Linked DNA regions of Mus musculus: region 2 is linked to region 1. The links are chromatin contacts, found by Hi-C or POLR2A ChIA-PET in ENCODE. All regions are on one chromosome and are shown on one strand. The core of a region is the stretch at or near the end of the contact, and the rest is flanking DNA. Distances in the headings are between cores, read along the strand shown.

Region 1 (4,526 bases), core at 1,076-3,575:
TTGAGCATTACTTGTAGGCCATAGAGCTCATCTTTGTGAGAGATGTCATTTGTACAAAAACAACAGCCTAGTGACTTCTAGGTCATCTTAGGGCCAGGCCAATCCTGACTCCTACAGACATTATGTTTACCTCATTATGTTTCAATCTCCCTAGATCCTAGACACTGGGCACTATTTCTAAATTAACAGTACCCATTCTTGTGAAAGAAGCCAGATATACTTTGTAAAGAATCTCAATGTAAACATGTCTTAAAATTGTTGTGCACTTGGGATTGATGTAACTGTTATCAGAACCCCCCCACCCCCAAATTGTGCTGTGCATAAATATGAGTAAAGTAAAATGATCTGGGTCAGACGCTGGAAGTCCTGGCCTGGCCCAGCTCTGGTTACAAAACTGAGCTGATCGGATTTTATTCTTACCGCACTGTGACTGTTTCCCCCTACTTGCTGTAACTCCTGTGGGGACCCTCCCACACTAAATTATAGTTTGGATATGAAGTATTTCCAAAAAGATGATAAGAGTTCAAGACTTAGTCCTCAGTGCAGGAGGAGAGTTCAAATGCGAGGCTCACAAGGGCGTGATTTTCCTCACTAGGATGAACCACTGACAAGTTCACAGCTGACTGAACTATTAGGGGGCTCAGCCTAGCCGGCAAACGCAACCGTCTTTACATGGTAAAGACATGGCTCACATCTCCTTCGCTGATTGCTATAGCTCTGACACCTGCAAGTGTCTGGCGCCTCACAGGTGCTCAGCATGTAGTTTGAGAATAGAGCGACCCTGTGGAACTAGAGAACTGTACGGTTCCTTCTAGTTCTGTAAGCTAAAATTGAAACCAAGAATATGATAGCAGAAAGATCACTGTGAAAGACATCAAACAATGCAAATACCATGGTGAGAAAGGCAAGGAGAAGTGGGGGGTGGGGAAAAGCTTGGATGAGGTAAATGAAGGGAAGAGGAGCCCACACCAGAATTTTAACCAAAAGGCTCCCACGGCAGAGTTTGGTGGGGTAATTCTGTCAGGCAGTTAACACTGGTGGATGATTTGTGGGAGGTTTGCCCTGAAGCTGTTTATATCAAGCTTTACAGGGGTCCTTAGGCGTTGTTAACTACTGTGCCTATCTTTATGCCTTTTTCTGAATGTATGTGCAGATATATGTGCATGTTTTGTGTAGACAAGGGTGCATATGTGTGGAGGCCAGAAGCCAGCCTCAGGCATTGTTCCTCAGGAGTCGTCCACCTTGTTTTTTTTTGAGAAAGGGTCTCTTACTGAGGTGTGAGGCTCACTGATTTCAGGAATCCACCTATCGCCACCTCCCCAGTGCTGGTGTTACAAGGGCATACCACCTAATGGGCTCTTTATGCATTCCGTTGCGTTCTCCAGAACCTCAGAATTTGAATACCTGTAGCAATTACACCCTTAAGAAGGCAACTGTATTTTAAAAATTAAAAAGAGCCTCTTCGGATGGGTTCTGTGGCAGAAATGCCTGAGCTGCGATGGCACAGAGGGAAGACTGTGTGGGGATACAGCAAGAGTGACCACCAGTAAGCCAGGACAGTCCTCTAAAGCAAGCAAACCCGATGACACCACATTCATGGCCCGCCGTCCTCTAGAAGTGTGAGAAACTAAAGCTCTCTCATCTGAACCACCTCATCTGTTGTCCCTTGCTTTAGGAGCCACAGCAAACAGGAGACGTCTCTGTCACCAACAAACGCCCACGCCTGGGTTGAGGTTTCTCACAATACTGTTCATAGCCTGCTGGACGTTCATTCAGTCATTTAAGCAACAGTGCCCACTAACGTATACCAGATGCTGTCTTTCCCACAGAGGCGCGCCCAGCACCTGCCGTGGTCCCGAGGAGTAGGCGCTGCAGTAATAGCATCCTACAGATGGAACACCATGGCACCTAGGATCACGCGGTGAGTGAGGCAGGGGGCGGCTTAGGGGCCCGGGGAAATAAGCGCCTCTCCTATCTCGGGGCGACGCAGACACCAAGAGCGGCGCAGACCGCAGCAAGGGTGACTGCAGGAAGGAGGAGGCCCGGCTCCGGTGCCCGGAGCTTAGCTTTGTGCTCCGCCGAGCCCCATCACACAGCGCTGCGAGTAAGCCGCGCGCACCCTACCCGCGCCAACCCACGGGAGTCGAGTGTCCCGGGCCGCCTTACCCGCGGAGGCCGCTCTCGCCCGGCCGCCTCCCTGACACCCTTTCTCGTCGCACTCTCGGTGTCAACTGCAGGACTCCAACCGCCTCGGAACCATTCCGACAACGCCCCCTCGGCAGCTCATCGGCAACTTCCGCCGCCGTCACTTCCGTCTGGGAGGGGCGTGGCCTCTGCGCGCACGCGCGTTGGCGCGCGCCGCCGGGATTGAGTTCTGCGCGGGGTGGCTGGGCGAGCCGGTGGCGGTGCTACGCTGGGTGGCTGCCGCTCCACGTGCTCCCGGCGGCCGGTTGAGACCGTTGGCGGGGTCGGCTGACAGGTGAGAACTGCTTGGAGCCCCGGGACATGGAGGAAGGGCGATGGTGGCATGGCTGCCTTCCTTGAGGACTCGCTCGCGGGCAAAACCTAGCCTTTTGAGTTCCTGGAGATATTGCATCCCGGTTTTTAGTCCGGCACTCGGGGCCGGCCAGATGGTACGGTTAGTCCTCAGCGCACAGGGCTTATAGACCTGCTGGCTGATGGGGAGAGGGCTTTTCTCTGAGGCTCGAGAACTAGGTCCGGAGGAAGGACCTTATGGCTCCTGGAGCTCAGAGGACCAAAGACCTAAGTGCCCGCGAACCCCCAAATATCGATCTAGATACAAGCTACTTAACCTAGTGGTGCCCAGCTCCACGTCTGTCCAAAAGGGATACCAGAGAATCTAATTTAGGGTGTGTGTGAAGTTTACAGGGGTAAAAGGCTTGGCGTATAGTGGTTGCTCAGCATGTGTCAGGATTTTTCCTGCAGCAGCTACCTCCTAGGAGATAGAGGTAAGAGAGATGATAGGGGTCTATGTGCCCGAAAGCCTAGCTTCTGCCCAGCGAAGCCCAGGGATATGAAGCCTGCTCAAATTGTGTCAAGAGTTTAGTGTCTACCGTAGTGCCTAACACCTGCAAGTTATTCATATGAAGCTGTGGTGAGGAGACTTGAACTGCCTCTACCGAAGCAGGGGCATGGCTTGGATTCTTTGAGCTTCAGTGGAAACATGTGGCCCACTCATAGTCTTCCCCTGGGGTCCCAAGAGGGTGGAGATATGTGCTGTTTTTTTATCTTTTAGTGTACCTGTGATTTCTAGGAATTCTGGAAGGAGCTTGTGCCTAGTTATAGTGGGCCGACTCCCTATTTCAGAGATGGGGAGAAATTGAAGTTTAAAGGGAGCAGTTGCCTGCCTGGCCTTTAAGATGGCCTGGTTTTAGGGCAAATATTGTCTCTGTGTGTACATGAGTTAAACAAGTGATAGTCCAGTCTGTAAAGTGCTTGACACACAAGCATGAGGACATGAATTTCCATGCCCAGAACCCAGGTTAAAAAGCAAGATGTGGTGACAGAACCCTGTGGCTCTCTATCCAGCTCGCTTAATAAACTCCCAGTGAGAGAGAGAGAGAGAGAGAGAGAGAGAGAGAGAGACAAGGTAGGGGGCTGGAGGCATGGCTCAGGGATTAAGAGTATTTGCTGTTCTTCCAGGGGACCTGAGTTCAGTTCTCAGCACCCAGAATCTAAGAGATCTATATTAGTCGGGGTTCTCTAGAATCACAGAACTTGTGGGATATCTACATATTAGGGGAATTTATTGTAATGACTTTTATAGTCTATAATCCAACTAACCTAACAATGTTAGCTATGAATGGGAAGCCCAAGAATCTAGAAGTTTCTCGGTCCCACAAGGCTGGGTGTTTTAGGTGGTCTTCTGTATATGCTGGAATCCTGAAGAAGTAGGTTCCAAGAGATGTGCTGGCAAGTAAGTGCAAGCAGGAGAAGAAGAGTGAGTCTTCCTTCTTCCAGTGTCCTTATGTGGGCCTCCAGCAGACGGAGTGCCCCAGATTAAAGGTGTGTACCACCGTGCCTGGATTTGGAACTTGCTCTGTCTGTCCCAGACTGGCCTTGAACTCAGAGATCTGCTTGCCTCAGTCTTCCTGGGTTTAAAGGTGTGCTACCTTGCCTGGGCCACTGTGCCTCAAGATGTCCATGTCAAAATCCAGGTCAGAAGCCTGTTTCTTCTGGATCATAGGTGTGCCCTCCATTTCTGTATTGTAGTTCATTCCAGATGTAGTCAAGTTGACAACCAGGACTAATCATCACAAGATCTGACGCTGCCTTCTGACCTCTAGGAGTATGGGCACACACTTAGAGGCTCAACGCTTATAATAAAATAAGTCTTTAGAAAAGGGAAGGTGGGCAACTCCTGAATTAGACCTCTGGCCTCCCCAAGTTGCTCTTGGTTTTAGTGTTTAATGGGAACCTAACAGGGCATTGCTGTCTTCGCTTAGCCCAGGATTCTGTCTCGTAGTCTGTGGCCTTTACACTTCTGATGCTCATAAGCCTGGCCT
Region 2 (4,526 bases), core at 1,163-3,662, 40 kb after region 1:
TGCAACTTCATGGATGAATAGACTGGTATTTATCACATTGAAATCACTTGCCCAAGAGCCCACAGAAATGAAGCAGGGTTCAATAGTGTATAAACATGTGGACTTAACTAGACAGCTAAAGGGGCAAAGGTCACAGTCAAATTCATTTTCTCCCACAGGTAATCAACATTGAAAATGAAAATTTCTTTGTTGGTTGTAGCCTGTATCGCATATCTGTAATTAAGGTGTCACAATGAATACACTGAAGAACCCAGGAGATGGGCCTCAGCAAAGAAGATGTCATTAAATATTGGACTGGTTCCAATCAGCTTTTAAGTATCATCAATATGGTGTAAAGGCAGTACCGTTAAAAATACCAGGGGAAATACCTGGAAGGATTTCAGATCTAAACACAAAGTCTTCGGAAACACCACAGGGGAAACTTGACCTGACCCAAATATACCACATATGGAAACTCCAGAACGGCTGTGACTCTCTTGGGAATATCCAGTTTCAAGGGAGACCCAGCAGTGACCCTTCTTAGCTGATGGGACAAACTGACTTTTCTGTTAACAAGACTTTCTAACTTTGTACAGGGGGGAAAAGAGGAGGACAGAGAAGAGCTGAATCTGGTTCTTTAGGATCCTGGAAAGAAAAGGAAACCAGGAAAAGGGAGTTATTGTTTAGAAAGGCCATCCGAGCTGCTCAGCCATTACTCTTTGCCTCAAGGGATGCAGGAAAGCTAAAGTAACAACAGAAACAAATTCAGAGAAACTCAACCCCTTTCCTATTTCTTCATCAGCCCCCACACCATATGGAAGAGCGCTCAGATTTTCCTGCCGGGATGTGATGCTGTATTCAGCCCACCTCTCTGCCTTCCTTACATCCCCTGGCAGAACACACCAGTTCTCTTCCATACTCCCCACATCCCACAGGCAGATTTCCATTATGGCACCAGACTGACATTATCTCCGCCATTACATCCCTACCTCGTCCTCAGCATTTACTCTAAGTAGCTAGTCAGAAAATGTTGCTCTGCTCGAATTAATGAAACACGCCTCGACATTTCAAGCAGCACTGTCTTCTCTTCTATATCTGAGGTCAGGTTTGAACCAGGAGCACTTCAAGAGCAGGGTCAGTTCTTACTCATCTTGTCTCCATTGTCCGGCCTCAGGCATGGCAGTTCATAGTGAATAGCAGGTGCAATACACGCTTGACTGGTTAAGCACAAACTTTCTCAGCTCATGACTCACTAGGGAAAGAGTAGGAGAATAAACAATAGGACTCTTGATAGAAGAATAAGTTGTGATCCAGTGAAATGCAGATTATGGGCACTGGGTGGTGGGAACAATTGGCTGGAAAAGAAGGCTGGTTCCCACAGTCCAGAGAGGGCTATTTTTCACAAGCCGAGAGAAGAGGGCTCACAGGATCCCTAAACCATTGGTTTTCCCTCAAGCCCAACAAACCAGATATAGAGATGGATATAATGTCTATTAGGCAGAAAAGCAAATAGTCTTGGGTTCCTTCCTTGCCCAAAGCCATGCAACCTGTAAGTATTACCAGAGACAAAATGAACAGAATACCAAAGTAGTGATCACAGAAAAATAAAACAAATCAAAACAAACAACAACAACAACAACAACAAACAAACAAAAACCTTATTTACAGCAAATTGGAACAAGGGGGAATTGCTTCCAAAATGAATTCCCAGAAACTGGGGAAAGCTGCAGTTTATAAGAGGAATGCAGACTCTGGAGGCAAAAGGTGTCATCACATCTGGGAGGGAGTTTCCTGCAGAGTTAGTCAGATTGCATGCTCTTTCACTCATCCAAGCTATGAAAGTGAAAAATTGAGGACCTTGAGGCAGTATCATCTGCCTCAGAGTTATACTTCTGAACAACCTTAAAAGTGAGGAAAAACAAGCCGGGTATGGTGGCTCACGCCTTTAATCCCAGCACTCGGGAGGCAGAGGCAGGTGGATTTCTGAGTTCGAGGCCAGCCTGGTCTACAAAGTGAGTTCCAGGACAGCCAGGACTATACAGAGAAACCCTGTCTCGAAAAACCAAAAATAAATAAATAAATAAATAAATAAAAATGAGGAAGAACAGCTCATTATTGGGGCTCAGAATGCTGAATATGAACCCTGTCACTTTCCTGCTTTCTGGTAAACTGACAGGGATGTTGGGGGAGTGCAATTTCTTTTAATCTCAGAGGTCGTTTCCCCCTAATCTGGCGGTTCTTTGCTGTCCCTGGGACTGCCTACAACTCATCCCAGACTAGCGGTGGAACCCCTACAGAGCTGGAGTAACCGGGAGACTGGGGCTTGGAAGTTTAGCCTTGGATAGAAGGTTATTTTCTACGTTTAGGCGCTGGAAACTGGATGTTCTCAGGACCGCGCAGCCAGAGGCAACGCTAACCTTGGTCCTTTAGAGCTTCCATAGATAGTAATAATACAGGGACCCACTGCTCCTGAGACCAGAGATCCGTATTTTAAAGTTCAAGTGCTTCTTGGTGATTTAGTGCGGTTTCTTCGCCCACTAAAACCGCCAAGGTAATACAGTTTTATTCCGAGCGTCCGGAGATTCCGCCCTTGGACCTGGCGCCGGAAGTGCTGCGTGCGGTCACTTCCGTCGCACTGGCGGGCGCCAAGATGGACGCTCCGTGGGCTCGGGAGCAGCTACGGCGGCGTTACCTGTTTCCTTCCGAAGTAGAGCTGGACTGCGAGGACGAGGCCAAGCCGGGTGAGGCTCCCCAGACTCTGGGGCCCAGAGTGGGGCCGCGAGTCGGTGTCCAGGGTCCTGACAGGTCTTTCAACCATCCCATCCTCCCCTGAGCCGTATTTCCGCATTCCGTGGAGAGTCGACTTAATGCCGGCTTGGAAACCCCCTTTAAAACTAAAACCAAAACCGACCACTTCAGCTTTGCCCCAATGTAATACGGTACGGATGTATGTACTTAGCTGCCTGTCAGCAGAAAGCTAGCAAAAATCAGTTTGGATTAGATGTATCTCTGCCTGGACATCAGATAGACTTTTCTGTATCCCTGTGGGCCGTTTTCAGAAGGTATCTCAGAACAATATTTATGACATGTCACCATTTGGGTACGAACTACACTCCATTATGTGTTTTTGCCTGTAGATGCACAGAATAAAAAGCAATTTCATAGGAACGAATCATGCTAGCTTCCTATAGGCTAGAGAACGGTAAGGATGAGATACACTTTATTTTAGAGCTGTTTGACCTGGATATTGTAAGAACTTTATTTGTTAGCTTTTCAAAATAAACACTGGCAGTTTGTGTGCATTTTGAGAATATCTTCAAGAATTTGTGTTAGTAGTAACCTCTCTACAGACTGATAGTCTAGAGACCTCACTTGGAAACCAGTAGTCCTCATACAGAGATGGCATGTCGGAATCCCTTCATTTTGTTTGCAGGGAGAGCAGTGACTCGCCTGTCAACTGTGCAGTCTATGCTGTCTTCCGGGGCTACAGCTCTGGTGTGTTACTCCATGTTGGAGCTACCCCAAAAGCTGATGTCTGTTTAAAATATTTTGGTATAAATTTTATTGTATTTGGCGTTTTCCTTTTATTAGTGTATGCGCACTCATTAATTGGTACACGTGCTTTTGGAGGCCAGAGATTGCGCATCTTGCTCTTTTGGTCTCCACATTTTTTTTGAGACTAGATGTCCCTTGGCCCCTGGATCCACCTGTCTCTGTGGATGCTGGGGATGAACTCAGGTTCTCATGTTTGTGCAGCAACCATGTTACCTGCTGAACCCTCTCATTCCCCTGCTTTTGACATTTTACTTAGTTAACATAATTAATTACTTCCCTAGAGGAAATGTGAAATAAAGTGTGTGCTATACCATACTTCTGGATGGCATTGCTGTAGCTAGAAGATTATGAAATGCGATTCCAAGATTCATTTTTCAGCAATAACCAGTAATATTGAGCATATTTTCTAGTGAGTACCTATTAACTATTTCAGCAAATGTAAATCTACCATTTTTGTTATTTGTTTGGTAGGTTCTTGGCATAGAACTCAAGACTTCATGCATACTCAAGATATATTCTACCACTGGGTGACGCCTCTGCCCCTATATATACACGTATCCTGATGCTCTGACAGAAGGAGCTCCCACCTTAGTGGGAGGGATTCTGGTTACTGGAAAGTTCTAGGAGATGACTTCATCTGGTGTAAAAAACTGGGCGAGTTCATAACTCAAAATCTCCCCTATTTTATAGAAACACCCACAGCTGTTGAGAAAAAGGAGCGACCTCTTCCAAGACTTAACATTCATTCTGGATTCTGGATTTTGGCATCCATCGTTGTGACCTATTATGTTGACTTCTTTAAAACCTTTAAAGAAAATTTTCACACCAATAGGTAAGAAAATGTTGTTTCTCCAGGCATAGTGACACAATGATCTTAATTCCAGAACTTGGGAAACAGAGGCAGGTGGATCTCTTGAGTTTAAAGCTACACATTGAGTTCCAGGACAGCCTATATTAGTGAGATGAAAAAAAGAAAGAACAAAAAAAAAAAA

The links. A loop is a pair of places that touch in the nucleus more often than their neighbours do. ChIA-PET counts read pairs that join two places held with the same protein, here RNA polymerase II (POLR2A).
Region 2: a loop to region 1 is called in a map of heart, with 6 times the contacts of the local background. The contact joins the promoter of Tmem128 here to the promoter of Lyar in region 1. A Hi-C loop is called at or near these places in 6 of 37 maps with a recorded cell type or tissue (T-helper 17 cell, gastrocnemius, heart and 1 more). POLR2A ChIA-PET finds 5 or more read pairs at or near these places in 2 of 5 experiments (Patski and embryonic stem cell).

What each region holds. Positions count from the first base shown.
Region 1 is chr5:38,218,157-38,222,682 of GRCm38, forward strand. Lyar (Ly1 antibody reactive clone) reads left to right here and starts at 2,326. Exons shown (of 9, transcript NM_025281.3): 1 at 2,326-2,479. Zbtb49 (zinc finger and BTB domain containing 49) reads right to left here and starts at 2,298. Exons shown (of 8, transcript NM_029162.3): 1 at 2,167-2,298.
Region 2 is chr5:38,257,773-38,262,298 of GRCm38, forward strand. It overlaps Tmem128 (transmembrane protein 128), which reads left to right and starts at 2,413. Exons shown (of 5, transcript NM_025480.4): 1 at 2,413-2,720; 2 at 4,225-4,366. The coding sequence starts at 2,630.